Regions from separate parts of the Homo sapiens genome. Here all the other regions are linked to region 1. The links are chromatin loops, found by intact Hi-C in ENCODE. Cell type or tissue: ovary. All regions are shown on one strand. Region 1 has its middle 17 kb from the start of E2F6. Region 2 holds the start of MIR4429 (microRNA 4429). Region 3 overlaps GREB1 (growth regulating estrogen receptor binding 1).

The links. A loop is a pair of places that touch in the nucleus more often than their neighbours do. Peaks named below come from ENCODE experiments on the same cell type or tissue, not always from the same donor. Only the 100,000 strongest peaks of a DNase experiment are listed, where the experiment ranks them.
Region 2: it touches region 1 in a loop (4-fold over the local background); 14 of 110 quality-filtered maps call a loop at or near these places.
Region 3: it touches region 1 in a loop (2.7-fold over the local background); 13 of 110 quality-filtered maps call a loop at or near these places.

The regions. Positions count from the first base shown.
Region 1 is chr2:11,479,533-11,487,532 of GRCh38, forward strand. It overlaps a transcript of GREB1 not described here. Among named protein-coding and RNA genes, the nearest start is that of E2F6, 17 kb to the left of the region's middle. RefSeq lists an enhancer at 4,911-5,412. In ovary, a CTCF peak has its summit at 3,126; DNase peaks (open chromatin) are centred at 2,283, 2,634, 3,829, 4,218 and 2 weaker places; H3K4me3 peaks cover 4,040 bases; H3K27ac peaks cover 5,719 bases.
Region 2 is chr2:11,540,116-11,548,115 of GRCh38, forward strand. The region is part of intron 1 of GREB1 (growth regulating estrogen receptor binding 1); the gene reads left to right. It overlaps MIR4429 (microRNA 4429), which reads right to left and starts at 562; the gene lies at 490-562. In ovary, a CTCF peak has its summit at 3,493; a DNase peak (open chromatin) is centred at 6,916; H3K4me3 peaks cover 6,785 bases; H3K27ac peaks cover 7,770 bases.
Region 3 is chr2:11,553,441-11,561,440 of GRCh38, forward strand. GREB1 (growth regulating estrogen receptor binding 1) reads left to right here. Exons shown (of 33, transcript NM_014668.4): 2 at 3,014-3,331. The coding sequence starts at 3,175. It also overlaps the pseudogene RNU2-13P. Among named protein-coding and RNA genes, the nearest start is that of MIR4429, 17 kb to the left of the region's middle. RefSeq lists an enhancer at 5,625-6,343. In ovary, a CTCF peak has its summit at 3,111; DNase peaks (open chromatin) are centred at 831, 2,891 and 4,881; H3K4me3 peaks cover 6,191 bases; H3K27ac peaks cover 8,000 bases.

The sequences.
Region 1 (8,000 bases):
GGTCAGAAGAGAGCCACCTCTAACTGCTTTGCCCACCCCGCCGTTTTTGGGGAAGGCCTCTGCTTATTGAATGGGCTTGGAGAGAGACGGCTCCTTTGCAAGTTACAGGTTGGCCACCAAAGTTTTTTAGCTCGGCCCCATTCTTGTCAACATTTTAAACCGGGCTAATTCAGCTCATTTAAGAAACTATCTTGAAATGACTTTTCCAAGTTTTGGTTCAAGTTCAATAAAGACATAAAACAAGTGGGTCAGGTTCCAGGAAAAACATAATCATTTGTACTTGTGTGCTTGTATTTAAATCAATGAACTAGGAGCGGGGAGGTGATTCATTAAATAAGAAAATAATAAACAACTTTTCATCGAATCTCATTTGTTTTCTTAGCTGAGAAAAGAATTACATTAATTAGTTCTACCAACTAATGAATTCTTAGTTGGTAGGAGTTTATGCATTTCTAAAATTCATTATAGATATTCAAAAATAGGATTAAATGGTTTCTCTCAAAGTCATTGTATTAATTAGTTAAGGTATGGGACATCTTCCTAGGAATTTTTCCCTCAGTGTAACATCATATTCATTTTGATTCTTCTGTTGAGCCAAATTACACTTTTGTCATGATTGAAAGATTGCCTATTTAAAGAAAGGAATTCATTTATGTAATGAATTATTCTATAGCAGGAGTGGGAAATCTAACTATAGCCCAGGGGCCAAATCCATTCAGTTGACTAACTTTTGCTTTTTATTTTTGTTTTACAGTCCAAGTAAGTATATTTTTACATTCTCAAAAGGTTACATTTAGGTGGGGAGCAGGGGCTCGTGCCTGTAACCCCAGCATTTTGGGAGGCTGAGGCAGGATAATTACTTGAGGCGAGGAGTTCCAGACCAGCCTGGGTGACAAGAGCGAGACCCCCTATCTCTAAAAAAAAAAAAAAAAAAGTTACATTTTAAATGGTTTATGTAAGCCTCAACTCTGCATCCTAGAAGGCAATGCCTAAAATATTGGCCTCTTGCCGTTTAAGAAAAATTTGCTGACCTCTGTTCTATGGGATTTTATCTGCTTGGTAAGACACAGCTGTCAAAACGTAAAGAGGAAAAAATGTAAGGACATTTTTCACAGTGATTATTGGTTTAGCAGTTGCAGTAAGTAACCCAAACCATAGAGCAGACATTTGGGCTAATGTTAATTCAACATCATTATTCTGCACGTTTTTACTAGAGTGGCTGAAATGAGCTATACCCTAGAAAGATAAATGCAGTTCAAGAATGCTCACTGCAGTCTTCTTTATAATCTCAACTCAAATGTCTATCAACAGAAGAATGTATATATGACTTGTGCCCTACTCATACAACGGAATGCTATTTAATAGTTAAAATGAATAAACTAGAGCTATATGGATGATCAGATGGATCTTATAATCTTGAGCAAAACAAGACAAACCGACCGGGTTACAGAATGAAACAGGAACACACAGGAAGTTGTAAAAATCTTCTGTATGACTTATGAACACACGCATATGCAGTAATAGTATAAAAACAGGAATGGGATGCTTTGGAAGAGTACTCGGGGTGACATGAGGAAGGCTTCCAGGGGCTTTAACTGTATTGCAATATTCATGTCTTAAACATTTGAAGCAAGTGTGGCCCGATGTTAGGATTGGCTTGTTCTTGAGCACATGGGCTCTTTACATTACTCTCCTAGTTTAGCGTGTGTTTGAAAATTTCACAATGAGAAAAGTCAAATGCGGGTGTTTGAGCTATTTCATGATGAGAAAAGGAAAATGAGGGTGCTGCCAATCAGAGTATGGCGAGCTGCAGGGGTTCACTCACGATGCACTTTTACTGAGGACCTGTGTGCTGGCAGGTGCTGGGGGCTATAACCTCACTCCCGGCTTCTTTTGTTTAACCGCCCAGATTCGTGAACTGTGACTTTTCAGGGTGTTTTCAAAGACAGTGGCTGTTAGGCCCAAGGCCCCACTGTGGGTCCTGGGGGTGAGTGGCAGGGGGCCCAGGGACGGTTTCCTGACTCCAGTTCTGCTTCTGGCTGCCTCCTGAAAACACAGGGGCCTGTCTTTTTATTAAAAAGAGAGAGAGAGAGAAAGAAAAAAAAAGAAATCTCTAGTTCTCTTTGTTTCTTGTCTCAGCTTCTTTGCTAGGGGCCACCTCAGCAGCAGCCGCCAGTGAGGACTGAGGGACTCATTTGAGGTTCGTTCATTTCTTCCTTCCTTCACTCATTTTTTCCGACCTGGCTGTCACCAGGAAAAGCTGGCCGGGTTCCACCCGCAGGGGTCCATCGTTCCAGAATCTTCCTTTTCCTCTCTTGACCTCAGGCTGGGCCCTCATGGACCGCTCGCCGACCTCAGCTGTTGGGGACCGGGTCCCTCAATCTCCGCGTCCTGAGCGGTCGGCGGCGGTGGGGAGAGGGCGGCGGGTGCCCCCGGTCACCGCGCTCGGTCGGGCTCAGTCCCGGCGGCCGAGCGTGGGGATCCGGGGGCCCCTGGGGTGGAGTTGTCCGGAAGCCTGGGCTCCACTCCTGCTGCCTCACAGCCTTGCCGTGTCCCGTCTGGGCGCCTGCGTTCCCAAGTGACAAAATGACCTCGCTCCTCCGAGGGGTCTCCCAACCTCTGTCCAGATCTTCTTCCCCGCTAAGTGCCCTGTCACCGGAGGGGATGTCCAGTGTGACCCCGCGGGAATGTCGGGGTGCTTGGGCCCGGGGGTGGGACAGGGCTGCTGCAGGGAGGGCAGCCCCCGTAAGAGGAGGGAGGACGGCGACACCGCTGAGCGCAGACGGCGCGCGGAGCCGGGGCTGGGCGCTCAGGTGCGAGGTTCCGTCCATCTTTCTGAACCCACGCAGGTGGGCGCGGGAAGGGACCCGGCAGCCGCCAGGGCAGGGTCAGCTGGCGGGGCAGCCCCGCACGGTGACCCTCCTTGGGTCGCGGGGAGCCGGGCACGGGAGTGGGGGAGCGCGTCTTTGTTGGGGAGGAGGGCGGGCGGGACAGGGTAAGACTGGGGTTCCAGGCCCGGGGCGCGAACCCGGGTGGGAGGGCGCAGGGGGCTCCCCTCTGTCCCTGTCACCTCCACCCATCGCCGGCCGCCGCTAGGGGTTCCGGCCCCGCGCCCTCCCCCGACCCTTCCCCGGCGGAGGTCCTGGGGCAGCCAAGCCCACCGCCCGGCCCTCCTCCGCGGCCGTCCCGAAGACCCGGAGAAGTGGACCACAGGGGGCGGCCAGTGTCAGGGGTCGAGTCCTCCGCGCTGGCCGCGGTTCCGGAGATCCGGGCTTTGCCGAGCGCCCCGCGCCGTGGCCGGGGCCGGGGCCAGGTCCGGGTGCGGGGCCTGGCGCTGCGGCCGCGAGCTCAGCCTGTAGGCTGGGCTAGCCTCCGTCGGCGGCGGGCGCTCAGGAGCGGGGCCGCGGCGGCCGGAGGACAAAGGGCCCGAGGTAGGAGCGGTCCCTCCGGGCGGCAGCGGGCGGAGCGGGGGCGCGGGGCTGTGCGGGGCTGCTCGGGGCGGGCACTCGGCGCCCGGCGGGGAAGGTGCGCCCCGCCGGACGCGGGCACTTCCTGGCCCTGGTCCCGGGAAGGAGGTGGAAGGTGTCCGGGATCGGCCCTGGCAGCGTGTAGGGACCTGGGTGCTGCCGCTGCCGTGCGCTTGTGCGTGCGTGTGCGCGCGGGTATAGGTGTGGGCGCGCGTGTGTGTGGGGTGTGCGTGCGTGTGCGTGTATGGGTGTGCGTGTGTGCACGTGTGTGCGTGTGTGAGTGCGCGTGTGCGTGCGTGCATGTGTACGCGTGTATCGGTGTGCGCGCGCGTGTGTGTGTGTGAGAGAGAGAGAGCACCCGAGGCTCCTGGCGCTTGGCACATGGTGAGCCCTCGGTAGGTGGGAGCCGTGAACAGTGACGGTGATAATCGTATTGCAAGGGTGTGTGTGTGTGTGTATCTGCCTCTGTGTTTAGGGAGACTGTCTGGAGCCCAGAGTGGCAGCCACATGTCCCCAGCACTTGGGACCCGGGAGAAAATTTTGGGGTATCTTTCCTGAGTGGCTCTGGGACGGTGGTTTAGGGGCCCCTGCACTTGAAGAGGATGCTTCAGGGGAGGTGGGGACTTCCTAACTGGATCCCAGTTTGGGTCCTGGGAACAAAGGCTGCTTCCCCGAAGTACAAGAAGGGGTGTGTGTGTGTGTGTGTGTGTGTGTGTGTGTGTGTGTGTGTGTGTGGCCCGGCCACCAGGGCGCCGGCAGCTGGAGACTGGGAGAGCCGCCATTCATGCAGAGGGACTCCGGGCCATTTTGCTGTCAACTCTCTTTGATGCCTGGTCTTGAGGACCTGCAAAAAAGAACTACTTACTTTGTATACTGAAGCTTTTCTTTAATAAACTTTTATTAGAGAGTTAAGTGTTACTTCAGGGCTTGAAAGACTTTTTATTATCCCTTTAAAACAATAAATGTGTAAATTTAGCTTGAATAAACACTCTTTTATTCCCAGTGAAAGCACTTTAATTTCTGCATTTAACCTGGGAGTTAGACATGGGGATTCTGAGCTCCATCTTCTATAAATATTGTGGTCATGCCGCCTGGTTTGTAGCACTTTGTTATTGGGAGTTTTAAAGGCCAATTAGAATTCCACTTCTCGATCCTCTTAGGATTTCTTAAATCTCTGGGCAGATTTGCAGAATTGTTCATAAGCAATCCATTGTTTCCAGACCACTGTTTCTGACTGCTTTCTCAGAAAAGTATGTTTCTAGGAAACAAAAACCAAATTTAAAATTGAAACAATTAAACGGAACACAGGTGAGGAGATCTTTCTACAGGTCTTTTTTCATGCCAAAATCTGGTTCATTTAAAGTTTGCAGTGTTATCTGTGGCATTTCCAGTTCCCAGCTGCAGTTCATGAGGCGTTCTGCTGTTCTTGCAGGGACAAGCATTCTTTCTTGAGTAAGAAGTTAACTCAGGAGGCAGGCACGGCTCACACCTGTAATCCCAGCTACTTGGGAGGCTAAGGCCAGAGGACTGCTTGAGGCCAAGAGTTCGAGACCAGCCTGGGCAACATAGCGAGACTCTCATCTCTTAAAAAACAAAAAAAAAAAAAAAAGAAAGAAAGAAAAAGAAAGAAAAAAAATTAGCGAGGTGTGGTGGCACATGCCTGTAGTCCTAGCACTTGGAGCCTAAGCTGGGAGGGTCTCTTGAGCCCACGAGTTCGAGGCTGCAGTGAGTTATGATCGTGCCACTGCACTTCACTGCACGTAGCAGGGGGTGAAAAAAGCTGAGGCTGAAACTAAATTCTGTCTTGGCCTTTCTTGTTATTGCAGATGGTTTAAATAGTTTTTTTTGTTTGTTTGTTTGTTTTGAGACGGAGTCTCGCTCTTTCGCCCAGGCTGGAGTACAGTGGCGCAATCTCGGCTCACTGCAAGCTCCGCCTCCCGGGTTCACGCCATTCTCCTGCTTCCTGAGTAGCTGGGACTACAGGCGCCCGCCACGGCGCCCGGTTATTTTTTTGTATTTTCAGTAGAGACGGGGTTTCACCGTGGTCTCCATCTCCTGTCCTCGTGATCTGCCCGCCTCGGCCTCCCAGAGTGCTGGGATTACAGGCTTGAGCCACCGCGCCTGGCCTGCAGATGGTTTAAATGGTTTATTGGTGGTTTAAAATGATTCCGATTCATGAAGATAGCCAGTTGGACCAATATCTGAAATCTTTTGCTGGGTAGGTAATTAGAAGCAACATTTATTTTATTTTATTTTATTTTATATATATATATGTATTTTTTTTTTTTTTTGAGACAGAGTCTTGCTCTTTTACCCAGGTTGGAGTACAGTGGCACAATCTCAGCTCACTGCCAACCTCTGTTTCCTGGGTTCAAGTGATTCTTGTGCCTCAGCCTCCTGAGTAGCTGGGATCCCAGGTGTGCACCTCCATGCCCAGCTAATTTTTGTATTTTTAGTAGAGATAAGGTTTCACCATCTTGGCCAGGCTGGTCTTGTACTCCTGGCCTCAAGTGATCCACCCACCTCAGCCTCCCAAAGTGCTGGGATTACAGGTGAGAGCCACTGCACTAGTCGGGAAGCTACATTTGAAACATCTGTGTTTCTCACTTGTCACTTTCAATAGGAGAGATTTTGATCTCAAACAGCCTTTCTGAAAGGTTTCTATGCTTGGTACGAAGTTGATCACTGTTTCTTTCATTTAGTAAGCAATTTATTGAATACCTGTGGCATTATAGATGTTCATTCTAGTACTATCATTTTACTTGACATTAGAAACCCCCTTTTAAAGAAAACTGTGTTCACTTTGGGGATTCAAAATTTGAATTATTTAGAGATTCCAGAGTGTTCTGAGGCTATTTCAAAGTAGAGCTAATCAATGGTTAGAAAATCAGGATGGGAAGAAGATAAGTGTAACATAAAGAGAGAGGTCAAGCCCCCTGCATGCTACCCATGACCAGGCACCATAATCAGGATTGAGAGTGACCAGGACATTTAAAGGAAAGGCTGTGGGATGGGCTGGTGACAGGAACTTGCTTTCAATAATCTCACCTTTCTCCTTTTAGCATTCTCTGTTCCAGACTTGGAAAGGAAGCAGTTAGGGCTTTCGAGGGGGCAACTAACCATTAGGGCTGACTTTGGGCAGTTCATAGAACTCTGGGCTAGCTATTCCAGAGCGTCCAGGGTGACCTGTAGTTCCTTCATAATGACGCCAGGCAGTTAACCCTCCCAGCTCTTACACTGCCTTAATGGAGAGTCTTGGAATCTATTGGTTCAGTTTCTGGACATACACATATATTGTAGTACTTTTAAAAAAAATTTAGTTTTAATTGTAATTTTTGTAGAGATGAGGTCTCACTATGTTGCCCAGGCTGGTCTTAAAGTCCTGACCTCAAGTAATCCTCCTGTCTCACTCTCCTAGAGCACTGGGATTATAGGCAACCTCGCCCAGCCTAATTGTAGTACTTTAAAGCTAATTGCACTAAAAAGGCAGGGGAAGGCTCTCATAGAAGTAATATATATTTGTGACGTAAAATTTAAGAAAATACAGAAGAGTTAAAAAAAAACAAAAAACAGCCAGGTGTGGTAGCTGATGCCTATAGTCCCAACGCCTATAATCCCAGCACTTTGGGAGGCTGAGGCGGGTGGGTCACCTGAGGCCAGGAGTTCGAGACTAGCCTGGCTAATGTGGTGAAACCCCGTCTCTACTGAAAATACAAAAATTAGCCAGGCGTGGTGGTGTGTGCCTGTAATTCCAGCTACTTGGGAGGCTGAGGCGGGAGAATTGCTTGAACCCGGGAAGTGGAGGTTGCAGTGAGCTGAGATCACGCCATTGTACTCCAGCCTGGGCAACGAGATCGAAACTCCATCTCGGAAAAATAAACAAACAAAAAAACAACCACAGAAATCTATGATTTAGATATAGTTACTCTGAACACTTTGGTCTATTTTTTCCTGTTATAAAAATGAAATTCTATATGCTTCTAAAAGTTAGTTAAAATTATATTAGATGATATAATTTTATATCTCATTTTAATGTAATATATTATGGACATTGCTTATTTCAATATCAATATTTCTTTGACATTATTATTTTAAATAACAATTTCATGGTCTATTGTGTTGATAAATTGTCATTTCAGTATTTCGCTAGTGGATGCTTGAGCTTTGCCTATCATTTGTACTTTTAATGTTCTAATTTGGTAAAACGTCATTGATTGATGGTAGTACACATTTCTCAAACTTGACTGCTCTTAGGAAGTGACAAAAATATTGAATTTCAGGGACGTGAAATGAAAAGAGATGAAGCCTTGCCTCAGTCCTCTTGATCTCAGTGGGTATAATCTAGCTGACTCTTAACTGTCTCTGATGCCACTGTTCAACCCCGTAGGACAACGCTTGCTTTTTATTTATGCCATCATATTATGGGCTTCTTAGGAACAGATATTTATGTCTTAATTTTGTCTGCATCCCTTGAGTCCCCAGCCAAGGCTTGGCAAGCCATAGATGTTCAAAACACACTGTTTTCCTGAGGGA
Region 2 (8,000 bases), 61 kb after region 1:
TTATTTGACTTTGCAAGCGAGCACCTGCTTTGGGGGTTGGAGAGGTTTGTGTTGACTTACGAAGACAGCTGTGGCCTGTGTTCAGCAGAATAATGGCAAAGCATTGGCCCTTCTAATAAGGTGCAGGGGAGCAGTAAACCGAGACAAGTCCACTTAATGAACGGGTGTCCTTATTTTTATTGTTTGAAATGATATCCAAAGGGATTGCAGATAATTAGTTTGTGTTCTTATGAATGATAGGCTAAGGAGATTCAAAACACTGCTTGGGCCCTGCCTGGTTGGTTCCAGAGAGAAGGTTTTCAGTGGTTTCTGCTTCCCTGGCTTTATTCTGAAGGTCCTTCTCTTCCATTCAGTTCTTACTGCAATCGGAGGGGACATAGCTGATGGCTCTGTAGTTCCATTTGAGAGCACTTAAAGATATTCTCCAAAGAAACACTCTCTGACATTCTGTGCACAGATGTAGAGCAGCTCGGGGCTGAGCTGTGGCTGTGGGCCAGGCAGTCTGAGTTGGAGAGACAAACAAATTAGACACCAGTCGCCTCTCAGCCCAGCTTTTCTCCCTTCAGTAACACCTGTGGAGTTTATGAGTTCCTCTAGGGAAAATCGGAGAAATCTACATGAGAATGATGTCTTGTTTCCTGCTGGGAGGACCGTCAAAGAGTTTATAGGAGACCATCCTGCAGTCTCAATGCGTTTATTGCCGTGTCATATATTGGGGGCTGACTATTGCCACATTACTGGAGCACCCCATTCCCATCCTTCCTCAGCTGTTGAAAGTGAGACAGGTTGAGGACGCAGTCCGGAGAGTGTTGCTTTTTTCAAGTCTTGTTTTCTCAAACTTTGGACTCACCAGAAGTAAGTCACCATGCTTCTGTGTTGGCTGGGGAATTCTTCCAGTTAGAATTTAGTTGTAGGGAAGTTAGAAGAGGAGGGAGCATGGGTCAGTGATGTCTGGAATTTGGGGTGTTCTAGTGAGATTTGGGGTGGGGTCATGTCCCTGTGGCTGGCCAGGGTAGTGGCCCTGAAGGGCCAGGTTGGCAGGGCTTCTAGGAGAAGGCCATCTCCCAGAAGGAGATGGAACCCCAGGTGGGAGGGTATGTGGTGTGTTTTGGATGTGATTCAGAATGGAGGCAGTGAGGCAGAAAGGGAAGGGAAAGGGAGGCCGGGCAGGAAGCCAGGGTTGGGGTTTTGCTCTTATAGACTTGACTCCAGACCATGGCCCTTCCTTCTCTGCCATGGATCCTTCTGGAGGAGAGGGTATCACACCGCTTGAGGCTCTGTGCACAGGCGGGTTCTGTGGGCATCCGCGAGTGAGTGGATGGCAAGTGAGAGGGGGGCCATGGGGATCGGAACACTTGGCATCGTGACCTCTCAGCTCTCTCTTCAGACCCCCATGCACTACTCTTCTCTATGACAGTGAGACCACCACTGCCTCCGACTCTTTCCAAAGCCCGAGGTCAGCTAGGCTCCTCGTGCTACTCACCCTGCACAGAGGCAGTCTTTAGTCCTCTTTGAGTCTTGGTCTATTGCAGTATCCTCCTAGAAGCCTTCCTTAGGAAGCCGCAGGAATCTCAAACACAGCCTCATCAGCCCTGCCTAACTCCTTTGGTGGCTTGACGTGGTTAATTTCAAACACCTTAGCAGGGCTTAGGCTGAACGGGCCCCTCGTTGCCCTCCTACCCCCTGTCCCTGCATACACCTCATGCTGGAAGGACCTGTGTTGCCCAGGCACACAATAGGTGTCTCGCCCTTGGGTCAAGCCGATGCCTTGTATACGTTCTGCCTGGAAAGCCCCTTCTTTTCAGACAGCAAACCTGTACTCAACTTTGATGACTGAGCCTTCCATGAGGCCCGCCAAGACTGACCTGATAGAATTTTCCATTCCCTTCTCTGTTTCCCTCCAGGCCTTCTTGCCCCCATCTCTTCTATTTTGCATTACACTGCTGACCTGCACTTCCTGTGTCTCGGTGAGGTTCTTCAGGGCAGGAACTGTGTCTAGTTCAGTTTCACCCTTAGCAACAAGTGGTAATGAAATATTTCTGCCAAGGATCCAATTCAGATTATGTAAGCATTTACCTTTGTTTAAGGCAAAATCCTGATTCTGGAAGAGGAAAGTTCTTTGCTTCTCACAGGGCAGGCATAGAACAGGCCAGAAGCTGTCCATGTGTGGCTTGGGAGAGACCTGGCTATCTGTACTTGAGCCCTGAGACCCCGAAGGCCCCCGGCTGCATCTGCTCTTGGAGCTTGGGGTGGCCTGGGTGGTGGTCGAGTAGGATCTGCAGCGTGGGATCATCGGCAGAGTCAATGCCATTCCCTTGCAGATCCACTCTCCCGTAAGAAACTGTTCTGGGCTCTGAGAGGAACGAGGGGAAGAGGGGAGATGGGTGAGCTTCCTTGCTGCATTTAGCAACTCAGTCCCTGGGGGAGGTGTAGACACTGACACACTCCCTGTGGCCCCAGGGAGAACAAACCCAGAGCCCAGTGAGGGTGCAGTATGAGCAAAGTGCTGGGGCGGGGGGAGGGCAGAAGAGGGAGCAGTTGATTTTGGCTTAAGAGTAAACTGAAGAGAGAACAGACACGGGGCGGCTGAGCAGCAGTGTGTTCATGGAGAAAGAATCAAAGCGCACATCTTGTACTTTGATGCCCATAGGAAGGGCTCTCCTCTGGCCCCTCTGGCTTTGTTTGGAGCAGAAAACAACAAAGTGAGTTCAGGTAATACCTGGGGCAGTGGGAATTAGCTAATTAGTTTTCTGGAATTCTAACAGCGGTGGCATCCCAGGGGCCTAAATTAAAGCCGCAGATGTGTTTATTTGGTACACCTGGGGCTTTAAATGCTAATCCAAATGCTTTCAGACAGGACCTCAGTCTATTTCTTGACAATCCTCTCTGTAACCTTAAGCATGTGGTCTTCCTTTTCCTCGTCTACTGTCTCTTTTTAGGGGTTGTTTTCTGGGGACCTGCAGTGTTCCGGGCACCATGGGAAGTAAAGAGGTGACTGGAATAGTCCCTGCTGTCAAAGCCCTTCAAGTTTAGTTGGGAAGCTGGCAGAAGGGGGGATAAGAGACTAAATGATATATTATCTGCTCAGAGAGGCACGTTTCAATAGGTGTACTCCTAAGGAAGCCAGAAGTTTAATTAATTCCATTGGATAAACTACTCTGTGATAGTGAATAAAATTAAGGCAAGCTTAAGACTTAAAATTAAGTCTTTAGTTAACATCTAGAAATTAGAATTATGGGCAGTTAATTCCAATTTTAGAGAGGAAACTGGAACTTATTAACATCTATTTTATGCCAACTGCCCTGCATGTTAATTTAGTCCTCACTACAGCCGTGTAAGGTGGTTCTTAGTATCTCCATTTTATAAAAGAGGAAATGGAGGTTCAGAGAAGTTAGGTAACTTGCCCAAGGTCACACAGCTTGAAAGCAGCATAACCATGAATCAAGCCCCTGGTGGTCTTATTGAAAAGTGAATGCTTTTACCACTATAGCAGACAGATTATGAACACTTTGCAAAGCCCAAGTTTGAGAATTTTTTTGACATTGGTGAAGTTCAATGATAATGAGTTTATTATCTCATAACTTGAAGAGACCTGTAAGACCTTCTCTATGAGTCCTGCTGGTTTTGATCTAGCTGGATGTTGCAACTGGGAACCCCAGAGCGCTGTGTTCTCAGCACCTCGTGGGCCTCGGTGTCCATGTTCGTGTGCAGGGGTGTTGAACCCCTGATGTGTGCTGCTGGGTGGTGTGAAGAAATGGGTATTGACGCCCGTCTGTGAATGGACCGGGGAGTGGGGAGGAGTTGGGTCTGAAGGGTAGGCAGTACACGGAAGCTGTGGCTTTATTTTTCTGAGCAAAATGATGAGTGTACAGCACCCAGGAGCACCCAGAGCCAAGTGTTATCTTAGGAAGTGAGTTCCAGCCCATTCTGGGACTCAGCGCTGTTGTTGACAGATGGAGGCTTCATTTAGACAGAGGTGCCTCATTGCATGATTGGTAACAGGTGGAGTGAAGGGACCTCAGAGAGGAGTAGGAAAATCATTCAGACCCCGATTTTAGTTGGATGCTTAACCCCTCTAGTCTGAGAGCCTTTTATTTATTTGTTTGTTTGTTTATTTTGAGATGAAGTCTTGCTCAAGTTGCCCAGGCTGGAGTGCGGTGGTGTGATCTCGGGTCACTGCAAGCTCCGCCTCCCAGGTTCACGCCATTCTCCTGCCTCAGTATACCGAGTAGCTGGGACTACAGGCTCCCACCACCATGCCTGGCTAATTTTTTGTATTTTTTGTAGAGGCAGGGTTTCACCGTGCTAGCCAGGATGGTCTCGATCTCCTGACTTTGTGATCTGCCCACCTCGGCCTCCCAAAGTGCTGGGATTACAGCCGTGAGCCACTGCGCCCGGCCGAGCCTTTTAAGAGAAATCCATTTTTCACCTGTGGGCAAACTTTTGGCTGTTCTATTCTAAGGAGGGAAGAGGAGGGGAGGGGTCGCTCTAAGGAGAGGCCAGGGCAAGAATGTTTTCCTTGGAATGGGCTGGAGCCAGAAGGCTCCTGCTCTCATCCCCAGGGAAGGGCCCATGGTGCTGAGGGTGCAGGTGGAGGAGCCAACGCTGGCCGCCTGTCTGTCCTGCCCCCCTGTTTGCCTGCTCACCTCCACGCAGGAGATGGGTCTGCAGGCCACATTCTTAGAATGCTCTTGGGTTTGTTTGTGTTTTTTTAATTGAGACAAAGTCTCACTCTGTCACCCAGGCTGGAGTGCAGTAGTGCGTTCTCAGCTCACTGCAACCTCTGCCTCCCGGGGTCAAACGATTCTTGTGCCTCAGCCTCCCGAGTAGTGAGGATTACAGGCGCCTGCCACCATGCCCAGCTAACTTTAGTATTTTTGGTAGAGACAGGGTTTCACCATGTTGGCCAGGCTGGTCTCGAACTCCTGACCACAGGTGATCCACTCGCCTCGGCCTCACAAAGTGTTGGGATTACAGGTGTGAGCCACCGGCCCGGCCTGCTCTCGGTTTTCTTTGTCTGGCTAGAAATGTGTCTTTTTAGATGAGGCTAAAAAATGTGTCCCGGGCTGGAGGGCAATGGCACGATCTCGCTCACTGCAACCTTCGCCTCCCAGGTTCAAGCGATTCTCCTGCCTCAGCCTCCGAGTAGCTAGGATTACAGGCACCCGCCACCTCACCTGGCTGATTTTTGTATTTTAGCAGAGACGGGTTGCATCATGTTGGCCAGGCTGGTCTCGAATCTCCTGACTCAGGTGATCCACCTGCCTCAGCCTCCCAAAGTGCTGGGACTACAGGCATGAGCCACTGCACCCGGCCAATCAGCAACTTTCTATGGCAGCTCCCCTTTTGGCAAAGCACCATGACAAAAGAACCCAAGGCAATCCTTTTCCTAACCCAAAGTTTGGAGCATGGCTGGACAAGTGAACACCATTTTTAAAAAGCAACTTAAAAAAAATGCATCCTTTTCTGAAGGAAAAGGGATTAATCTTTCCAATGAATCTTTGCTTTCAGTAAAGCATACTGAGGGCCATCATTGGACATTCTAAAATTGTTCCAAATGTGTGACCTTGGACAAGTCACTTGAATGTCACCCAGCCTCAATTTCCTAATGTGTAAAATGAGAACCACGTTACCTAAGTTTTAGGACTGTGATGAAGATGAAGTAAGGTTACAAATGGAAAGCAAGAAAAATCTCTGCACAGAGTGATCCTGACAGATAGCAGCTGTTGATTATACTTAAAATGTTTGGGGTTTGTGTCGCTAAAGAAAATAACAAAGATAGCCGGGCGCGGTGGCTCACGCCCGTAATCCCAGCACTTTGGGAGGCTGAGGCGGGTGGATCACTTGAGGTCGGGAGTTCAAGACCAGCCTGACCAACATGGAGAAACCCCATCTCTACTAAAAATACAAAATTAGCCGGGCATAGTGGTGCACGTCTGTAGTCCCAGCTACTCGGGAGGCTGAGGGAGGAGAATCGTTTGAACCCAGGAGGTGGAGGTTGCGGTGAGCTGAGATCGTGCCACTGAACTCAAGCCTGGGTGACAGAGCGAGATTCCGTCTCAAAAAATAAAAATAAAAAAAAATAACAAAGATGTGAAGACAAAGAATGCTTTTACTTCCCACGCCCCCTCCCTTCATCTGCAAAACCAAGACAATAATACTTTTGTCATTGAGCTGTTGGAAGAAAATTTCCTGGCACATAGTATACAGGAAAGAAATATTGGTTTTCTTATTCCATTCATACTCTCTTTCAGTAAATAAATACACACATATATATGTATACAACATATGTCCTTACTGATTTATAAGAACATGGACCACATGTTTTTATATGCTTATATGTGGTTTATGCATGCATGGACCACAGTATATATTATTTGCCTTATAAAATATATACATACATACTTGAAGTGAATAGGTAGATGAGCTATAAACTGAAGTTTTGGTATTTTTTATGTGCTCACTTGGAATACAATGTTGTAACATACAAGCTCTGTAATAGGGACTTTACAAACTTTCTCAAGTGGTTCTGGGAGAATAGGTAGAACCTGTTCTTGAAATAATTGCAGGACTTTCTTGGCTCCCAGCATGATGAAAACCCTGCTCTGCTCAGGAGCGCATCTCGCTTTTTGTGTGAATGCAGGCTTAGTCTCCTTAGGCCAAGTCTCTAGTGCTGTCCTTTAGAACTTTAGAGGAATGCCTTAACTTTCTATAAAATCAGGAAGTGTCTTGTCACTACTAGAAATGGCACCAGAAAGTAATGATAATACAGATTTATAACTCTGAAAGTGAGGATGTCTGAGAATTTTACATTCTGCTAGTTTAAACTTTTTTTTTTTTTTTTTTTTGAGATGGCTTCTCACCCTGTTGCCCAGGCTGGATTGCAATGGCGCAATCTCGGCTCACGCAATCTCTGCCTCCTGGGCTCAAGTGATTCTCCTGCCTCGGCCTCCCGAGTAGCTGGGATTACAGGTGTGCCACCACGCCCAGCTATGTTTTGTATTTTTAGTACAGATGGGGTTTCACCATGTTGGCCAGGGCGATGTCGAACTCCTGACCTCAAGTGATCCGCCTGCCTCGGCCTCCCAAAGTGCTGGGATTACAGGCATGAGCCACCGTGCTCGGCTGTGCTAGTTTAAATTTCTTAACACTACTTTTCATGGAAGAGATTCTTTGGAGATCGGCTTTTAATTCCAGACCAGGCACTAGCTGTGTGTCTTCAGACAGGTCCAACCTTTCCAAGCCTTATTTTCTTAGTTTCTTCATATGGGATAAAAGTAGGGAGAGAAATATCTAGAAGACAGGGTTGTTGGCAGGATGAAATTAGATAATTCTTCACACGTGTCCTTCCTTTAATATTGGTCTGCAGTCTACCATGATCTTCAGCTTCTCTTCTACTGAGATTCCTTATAATGCCTGTCATTCTATTCTTCCCTGCCTTTCATTTATTTTTAAAATGTAATCATCGTTTTTCAAAAATTATAAATATACACACAGTCTAAAAGTTAAATTATAAGCTTTAAAATGAAAAATGAAAATGAAAAACCTATTTCTATCCCAATTCCTGCTTCCTAGAGACAACCATTTTTAAATTGACGAAATTTAAAACCATTTTTAAATTCTTTCCTTTTTTTCTTCTTCTCTGGAATTACCTCTTTATTTCCAAATAACAACTGGTGTTGCAATTTATTGTTTGTGTCTAGGCCATCTTTTCATTCTTACTGTAGAATATGAGAATTTAGCTTTCTTATAGCTCTTTCCTTCTACCCCAAGAACACACTGTTAGCTGGGTGCAGTGGCTCACTCCTGTAATCCAAGTGCTTTGGGAGGCCGAGGCGGTAGAATTTCTTGAGCCGAGGAGTTTGAGACCAGCCTGGGCAACCTAGCAAGACCTCTGTCCTTACCAAAAAAAGCTATCTGGGCATGGTGGCATGTTCCTATAGTCCTAGCTACTCAGGAGGCTGAGGTGGGAGGATTACTTGAGCCCAGGAGTTGAGGCT
Region 3 (8,000 bases), 74 kb after region 1:
ACTGCACTCACTCCAGCCTGGGCAACAAAGTGAGATCCTGTCTCAAAAAACAAACAAACAAAAAACCCCACTTTTCTATGCTGTCTTGTTTTTAGCTTCTCTGTCTCTTTCTCCATCTTTCCCCCATTCTATTTTTTTTTTTTCAGCAAGCGTTTCTGCCGGCTATGTATCTCTAGATTCAAATGTATCATTTATAAAATGGGCTTCATCATACCTCTTCCATGGGCTACCATGTGTGTGAAGTAGGGAGTGTGCCCAGTGTCTTGCACGCAGTGGCTGGACAGTGGATATTATTTTTCCTTCTTCATTTTTATTGCCCCGTCTACATCAGGCCTACATGTCCCTTCGCTGCTGGAGTCTCCTGGGTGCCAATCAGCTGTGAGGTCAGCTGAACAGGACCTTGGGCAGGGAGGGTCTGGATGCCCCGATGTGTTCTTTCTGTCAGAGGACATGATTCTTCAGGGGCTCCATGTAAAACGAGTCCACCTTAAAGCTTCTTCCTGTGTGCCTTAAGCTCTATAGACAAAGATGCTATGGAAACAGAGGGCATTTGGGATGTTATTCGTTGGTGGCAGCTTTAAACACACCACCCTGAGTTGAGAATAATGCAGGTGTCCCCAAATGTGGCTGGCAACCCCTCAGTCACATATTAAAGTCTGCCACAGATCGAGAAAAAAGGCAGACAAGAGGACCCTGCAACCTCTTCTGCTCTCCTGTTAGGTTACTCCGGCTGCTGACCTCTCTCTTTCAGGAGCACTTTCTTTTTGTTGGGGCTAATTCCTGAAGCAATCTTCCCACAGCTCATTTCCCCAGGCTATAAGCAGAGGCTGACCAAGGGGCCCTGTGGTCAGAAGTTATTGCCACAAGCAGGAAGTGGTTAATGCCTTCCATTTACTTTTAGTTGGAAGAGGAAAGGCTGAATCTTTCTTACAATAGGGGCGGGAAATCAACGTGACTCTACCAGTTATTATACCTTCGGGAGGGAAAGCAGAACTCTTTCAGGGCATGAAGGATGACATCTTGAAGCTACTCTGCCACCAACAGAACAAGGACGAGGGGAATTTATTACACATGGCTTGAGTTAGAGTGAATGGGAGATCTCGCTTGACCGATGAAGCCAGTTTCATAACTGGTCTGTGTGCAGTAATTGTAGATGAAGGCAGGAAACTGCTATTCTGTGGTCATTTCAGTGCAGGCATCTGGTGCCATTTTGTATGTCAAATGTTACTTTAAAGATGAACAGGCTAGTAGACAAGAGACATACAAGGATATAGAACAGTTGAATAATCTGATTGATTTCCTTTCATCCCTTGTAGAGTTTACGAATGTCTTTTCTCATATCTGTAAAACTCCAGCAGGTATATGTCAAAAAGAAACCCTTAACAAGTTTCAAAAGTAGAGTTTCTAAAGACCACAGTCTTGATTATAATCTATTAAAAACTGGAAATAAATAATATGAAGCTGAAGTCACCCCCCATTGCTGTCTTGACTGTTTAAAAATTAAACACACACTCCTGTATAATTAACGGATCAAAGAGGGAATCAGAGGGAAATGATAAACTGTCTAGAAAGAAATGAAAAGGAGAACACTTCATACTAAACCTTGTACCATAGCAAAGGAGGTGCCCAGAGAATAACGTATAGCCTTAAATGTCTTCGTTGTTAATGAAGATGAAAACTAAAGATGACAATAAAGTAACTATTTTGAAAAGTTTGGAAAAAGTACAAGTTAAACCAAAGGGAAATAAAGAGAAATATAACAAATAGCTAAATGTAATGAAATAGAAAATAAATGGAAAACATTATGGACATATACACATTTAAATGCCTGTTCTTGGGAAGGACTGAAAATAGAAATTTAACCCTATGTATGATCAGGGAGAAATGTCAGAACAAATATCAGCATTTTCACTCAATGGAAGCAGCCATTAAAATTGTTCTAAAAACATTTGCAAGAGGGTTGAGCGAAATGCTTATGTCAAGGAAAAACAAAAACAATAAAAATGTGTATTATAGTATGATTATAATTATGTGAATACAATCTCCCATCCCTTCCCATCTGCAAGTTCTGAAGAGAATTAAGTCTAAAACAATACATCAAAATACGTGAGTGGGAATGAAGTATTGATTCATGCTAAACAGATGAATCTTGGAGACATTGTGCTAACGTTAGATAGAAGCCAGTCACAAAAGACCTCGTACTGAATGATTCCATTTATACAAAGTATCCAGAATGAGCAAATCTATAGAGACAGAAAATAAATTAATTGTTGCCTCCAGCTGGAGGGGTTGGAGGGTTGCAGAGTGATAGGTCTGGGGTTTCCTCTTGGGGTGATGAAAGCATTCTAAAATTGATCGTATGATAGTTACACGACACTGTGAATATACGAAAAACCATTGAGTTGTCTACTTTAAGTGGTAAGGTATGTGAATTATATCTCAATTAAGTTGCTACAGAAAAAAAGTCACAGTGGTTCTCTGTGATTTTTGGGGGGATAGAAAATAAATCTCTTGGGGGATAGAAATGTCAGTGATTTTCCTCGTTTTCCCACTCCTCTGTGATTTCCAGGTTTTCCAGATATAATTCTGTATTACTTGAATCATGGAAACATTTAGTAGATTAAAAAACATTTTAAAGGAAGAATGAGAATAATCAGCCTTTTACCAGCAAAGACAATGGTGGGAGACCTGCTAGCCTATCTTCTGGGAAGGTGGGGGAGGCCGGCTCCTCTAATCCTCAAATCTGGGACTGGTTTTGGTGGATCGCTCATTTGCCGTCACTTACAAGAGTGTTGGAGGGCCATTCGTCTGCAGGTCATGGAAAATGAAACGTCATTCGTCTGGGAACTCTCAGGGGCAGGACCACATCTCTGGGAAAAGTGGGAGTCCTGTGAAACCTGGGGATGGCAAAAGAGGCAGCTCCTAGTGAAACAGTCTAAGAGGTGTCAGGCTCTGCTGAGTGCTAAATTAGAGAAAGCTGTTACTTATATAACTTCCTGTAATTGCCCGGCAGTAGCTGCAGCTGAGGACAGCCACCCTTTCTTCGTCTCTGCTGAGCGAAGGCTACACGGCCCTTCCTCCTTGCAGCTGTTTCACCTTCTACCTTGCGTGGAGCCAGGCTTTTGCACCGAATCTGAGATGCCATTTTAAACAGAAGACTCCATCCTCTTGAAGATGGGAAATTCTTACGCTGGACAGCTGAAGACGACACGCTTTGAAGAGGTCTTGCACAATTCCATCGAGGCATCCCTGCGGTCCAACAACCTGGTGCCCAGGCCCATCTTTTCCCAGCTGTACCTGGAAGCTGAGCAGCAGCTTGCCGCTCTAGAAGGTGGGAGACGCACGTTGCTTTTATCTGTGTATTTCTTTTATTGTGCGCAGTTAATGTTAGCACCAGAACTTGAAACTCTTTTCTTTATGTAGATAACGTTGAATCTAGCAGAAAAGAATTATTAGAAAAAGAAAACTGGGTACAAGTTCTTACTTTGGCTAAAATGTAAATAAGTTTCAGCCATAAAATTGCAAGAAGTAAAATTATTCATTGAATCAGTAGGAGAAAGGAAGAGGACAAATTGTTCTCAATCGGTTGTTACTTATGCTCTTATTAGAAGGTTTGACATTTTCACTTGGAAAAGCAAGGAATTTTAACATGCTTTTGACCCTCAGCAATATATTCCTTTTCTTTGTCCTGTGATTTGTGGCTATATCTTTGCAAAGTAATAGTAGGTATGAGAACTCTCAGAAACTTTTAAAAACCAAAAGCAAACATTATAAATTTAATATATGCCAAGAATAAACAACTAAATTCTCTTCGGGCATAGGGATGACTTTTTAGAGTTTATTTAATTATGCAGAGATTGAAATGATTGTTTTTTATAGCTGTGTGTTTTCATTTCAGAAGTAACCCCTCAGTGATCCATAGTATGAGATAGCTCTGTTATGGAAGTTCTTTTTGTAAGTTGATGTCTTTGACTTGAAGTTACCCGCAGACTTCTCTTAGTTATTGAAGTGAAAAGGGGCTATACTTTAAAACAAAAATTAATAAACTAGAATTAACGAAGAAAGCACTGAGTGAGCCAGGTCTTGTGCTGGGGTGGTCTTGCTGTGCGTGAGTGTGTATGTGGAAGGGGATGGTTGGGTTGGAGAGAATTGCACCTAGAGAAGAACGAGGTGTGGAGGTGCTTGTCTTCAAGGGGCCCCACACTGAGCTTGTGTGAGATCTGATAGTTGCTTATTCTAGCAGGAGGCATTTCTGTGTCATTGTTTAAAACATCCTTACTAAATTAACCTTGCAAATGGCCCTTCTAAACCCCTGGAAGAACTGGATGTGGGTCTGAGAGAAACTAGACTGTGGTCAAAACCATGCATTAGGAAAACCAAGAATTCGCTGGCATTCACATCAAAAGCACTGATGTTTTCTGGCATGGGAGACGTCACTGTGATTTTATGGGGAGCCGAGAAATGGCTGGAAAGTATTTTATGGACTGTTTTTGGCCAGTTGAAAGACTTTGGTGGAATATGAATTACCTGGTCATCCTCTACATCTATAGTATTGAAGAGCTTTGTGGCTAATTATGGATTAATAATAGTGATATTGATGGTAATGTTTATTTGAATGATACCTTAAAATCCACAAAGTGCTTTCACCTCACAAGCTGAAGTAATTGAATTCTGTGATTTGGGAAGATGGAAGGGTGGCTTGCTGGAAGCTTGAGTGACTGAGCAGCAGTTGCATACTCAGCTTTGGCCAAGCTCTGAGATAAAAAGGGGACAGACAAGGGCTTGAGTAGACTCAGGGCTGCCCACAGCGGGAGAGAGGAGTAGAAAGCCCTTTGAGGATTCCAAATTAGCTTTCCCTCCTGTTGAAAGATCTTGATAGTTGCTTTCTGCCCACCTTTAACTGGGAGGCTGTGTCTGACATTCCGACAGCTCAGGGTGCCCTTATCTGCTGTTGGACATGTGGCACTGTCCAGGGACAGCGCTGAGGCTTAAGCCTTCATTCCTCCGGTGCTGCGGTTGAAGGTTCCCTGCCAGCTGTCAGCCGGCTTGTCCAGCTCCACGTTGGTATGAAAACTGGAACAAGCCCTATGATTTTCCCATTTGTCCGACAAACAGAAGAGAGAAGTCCTCTGAGAGTTTGGTTTTCTAGTGCAGGAAAACAAGGGGGCTGATGGGGCTGGTGGGAAGAGACAGACTCTTTTTGGTTTGCTAAATGTTACCCTAAACCAAGCACTCAGCTAGAGGCCCTGCTTTCTGCATAGTCAAACCTGGTGCAGACAGGCTTATCCAGGCCACATCTCGTAGTGTCTGTTTGTCGGGGTTTCTTATCTCATTGCTGGCCTTCTTCAGACAATGACATTAAAGATGGTTTTTATGACCAGGGTGCTGGTATACTGAACACCCCTTGATCTGTTAACATTTTATGTATTTGTGAGGGGGATTTAACAGGAGTCTTATTACTTTGTTCTTTGAATTAGGGCTGTTAACCTACCACCTCCTTTAGGGGAAAAACCCTTACACATTCTTGATTTTTTTAAAAAAAGAGAGATCAACAAAACAGACACTGTCCAGCATTTTGGGATAAGTATTTATTCATTAAACAGGATGTAGGTAAAATCCTGTAGTCCCACCCACTTAGAATGCCATAGAGTTTCTGCTCATGGAAAGAAAACACAATTGCATGTCAACATTAAAAGCAGTAGCCTTGTACGGAATGGAGGGAAGCGGCGCTCCAGGCCCCTGAGTTCCTGTGTTTTGTTATTAGGATTCTAAGCTCCCAATCCAGTTGGTTTTGTCTAAAGCCATTTTAGAGCTCTCGTCCTGCCAGGAGACCTGGGTAAACACGGCTGGTTTAGTCTGCTCCCGGGCAGGAATGTCCCCTCGAGCTTGTTGCTGGCGGATCTTCCCATCACAGCCCCTGGAATATCTGATGTAGACCTTTGACTTTTAATCCTGCTTTCTTACTGACTGGATTTTGAGCTCTTTCTTTGACCTTTTGAGGCTTACGACCCTTTTCTTTCATGCCTTCTGAGAGTCTGAATTGCCGTTCTTAGCAGCTTGGCAGAATCACATGCAGGCATTCCCGGGTGTGCCCTTGGCTGCGACGGTGCGGGCCTTGGGGGCTGCTGGTTTTAGTTCTCCTGGGATGTGTCTCCCTTATTTCACTGATAGTTGGCATCTGTGCCATCCCCTCTGAGCCTCTGTGGTGCTGGCTTAGAGACCAGAGTCGATTTTGCAGAGTCTTCTGTGTCCGACATGGAGACCTGTACTGCCTTGCTGGCGCCTGGGGTCTGGGCATGACTCTTTACACCTTCTGCTAAAACCACGCCTGCTGTATGTAATGGCAGGAAGAAAGCATCTGAAGCAGGCTCAAGAGTGTGTCTCCCTCCCCACCCCACCTCTGGGTAATCTCTTCACACCTTTCCTACCACTCTGTGTCCTCTAAGCCCAGGAAATCTGAGAGATCAGGAGTTCCTGAGTCACCTCCTGCTGTGACCTTCCCAAAGTCACGCTTCCCACCTGCTGGAAACGTTCAGCTTCTTCTGCCTCTTGTCCCACAAGCCCGTTTGAAATGGTCGCCATTGTGAGGCCATGTTTCCAGTATGCTCTACCGTTTAATCACATCTGGAACTCCCGTGCAGCTCTGAGGGCCACGTTTTTCCACACAGACCATCAGAACTCCAGGTGACCTTAGGGTTTGTCTGGATTAACCACCTCATTTTAAAGATGCAGGATCAGATGCACAGAGAGGTTAAGTAATTTTCCTGCGTCCACATAGGCAGTGGCCCAGGCTAGTATGGAAACTTGAGCTCCCTGATTTCCAGTCCAATCTCTTTCTACTACACATGATTTCATCATTAACCTAGGTTGCTTAGCCCTCTGGATGGATGGACGGTGTTAGAGCCAAGTTAAGTGAGAGTTTGAGACTTGACAGCAAATAAACCAACACTGGAGGAGAAGACAAAGAAATAAGAAGCGGGCCGGGCATGGTGGCTCGTGCCTATAATCTCAGCACTTTGGGAGGCCGAGGCGGGTGGATCACCTGAGATCAGGAGTTTGAGACCAGCCTGGCCAACATGGTGAAACCCCATCTCTACTAAAAATACAAAAATTCGTTGGGCGTAATGGTAGGTGCCTGTAATTCCAGCTACTTGGGAGGCTGAGGCAGGAGAATCGCTTGAACCCGGGAGGCGGAGATTGCAGTGAGCTGAGATCGCACCATTTTACTCCAGTGTGGGTGACAAGAAAGAAACTCCATCTCAAAAAAAAAAAGAAATAAGCGAAGAGTGCCTGTATCCTGGCCCAGTGTGTTTAAGGATGTTCATAATGACCCTGTTCCCTGAAGAACTCTGTATGCTATTTATTAAATGACATTTAAAGATAGAGAAGTTGAGAAAGATTTTTACCCCAAATGTCTAACTTACAAGAAGTTGGCAGGACTAAATTTCAACAGCCTGAGATCCTGCCTTCTCCAGCAGTGCTTAGTGAATAAGGTACGATTCTGTGTACCCAGAGCCACTGGGCTGCCCAACACACAGTCATAATTAGCTTCCTTGTGGGGTGCCTAGAATACAGGGATGAGTGAGGGCACAGATCCTGCCTGCCGGAGCTGAGAGAATTTCATTTCCCTGTAGTGACAGAGTGTGTGTCCAGGGAGTTGCAGGATTTCCATGGCCACCCCTAGGCTCTCCTGACCTGTTCAACAGTGACCATTCCTTCTGAAATATTATTTCACTTATAAAAAGCTTCCTACATTGCTTCTCGGCCTTTTGGCTAAGACCAAGTGTAGTATCTGTTCTTATCAGTTTAAAAAAAGCTTCCTACATCCATACCATACCTGACCCTGTTATAGAATGGCTATTTGTATGTGTGTGTGTTTGTGTGTCTAGTAGTGTTTACATGCATTCTTCCCTTGGGGATATTTTTTTTTTTTTTTTTTTGAGACGGAGTTTTTCTCTTGTTGCCCAGGCTGGAGTGCAGTGGCGTGATCTCGGCTCACT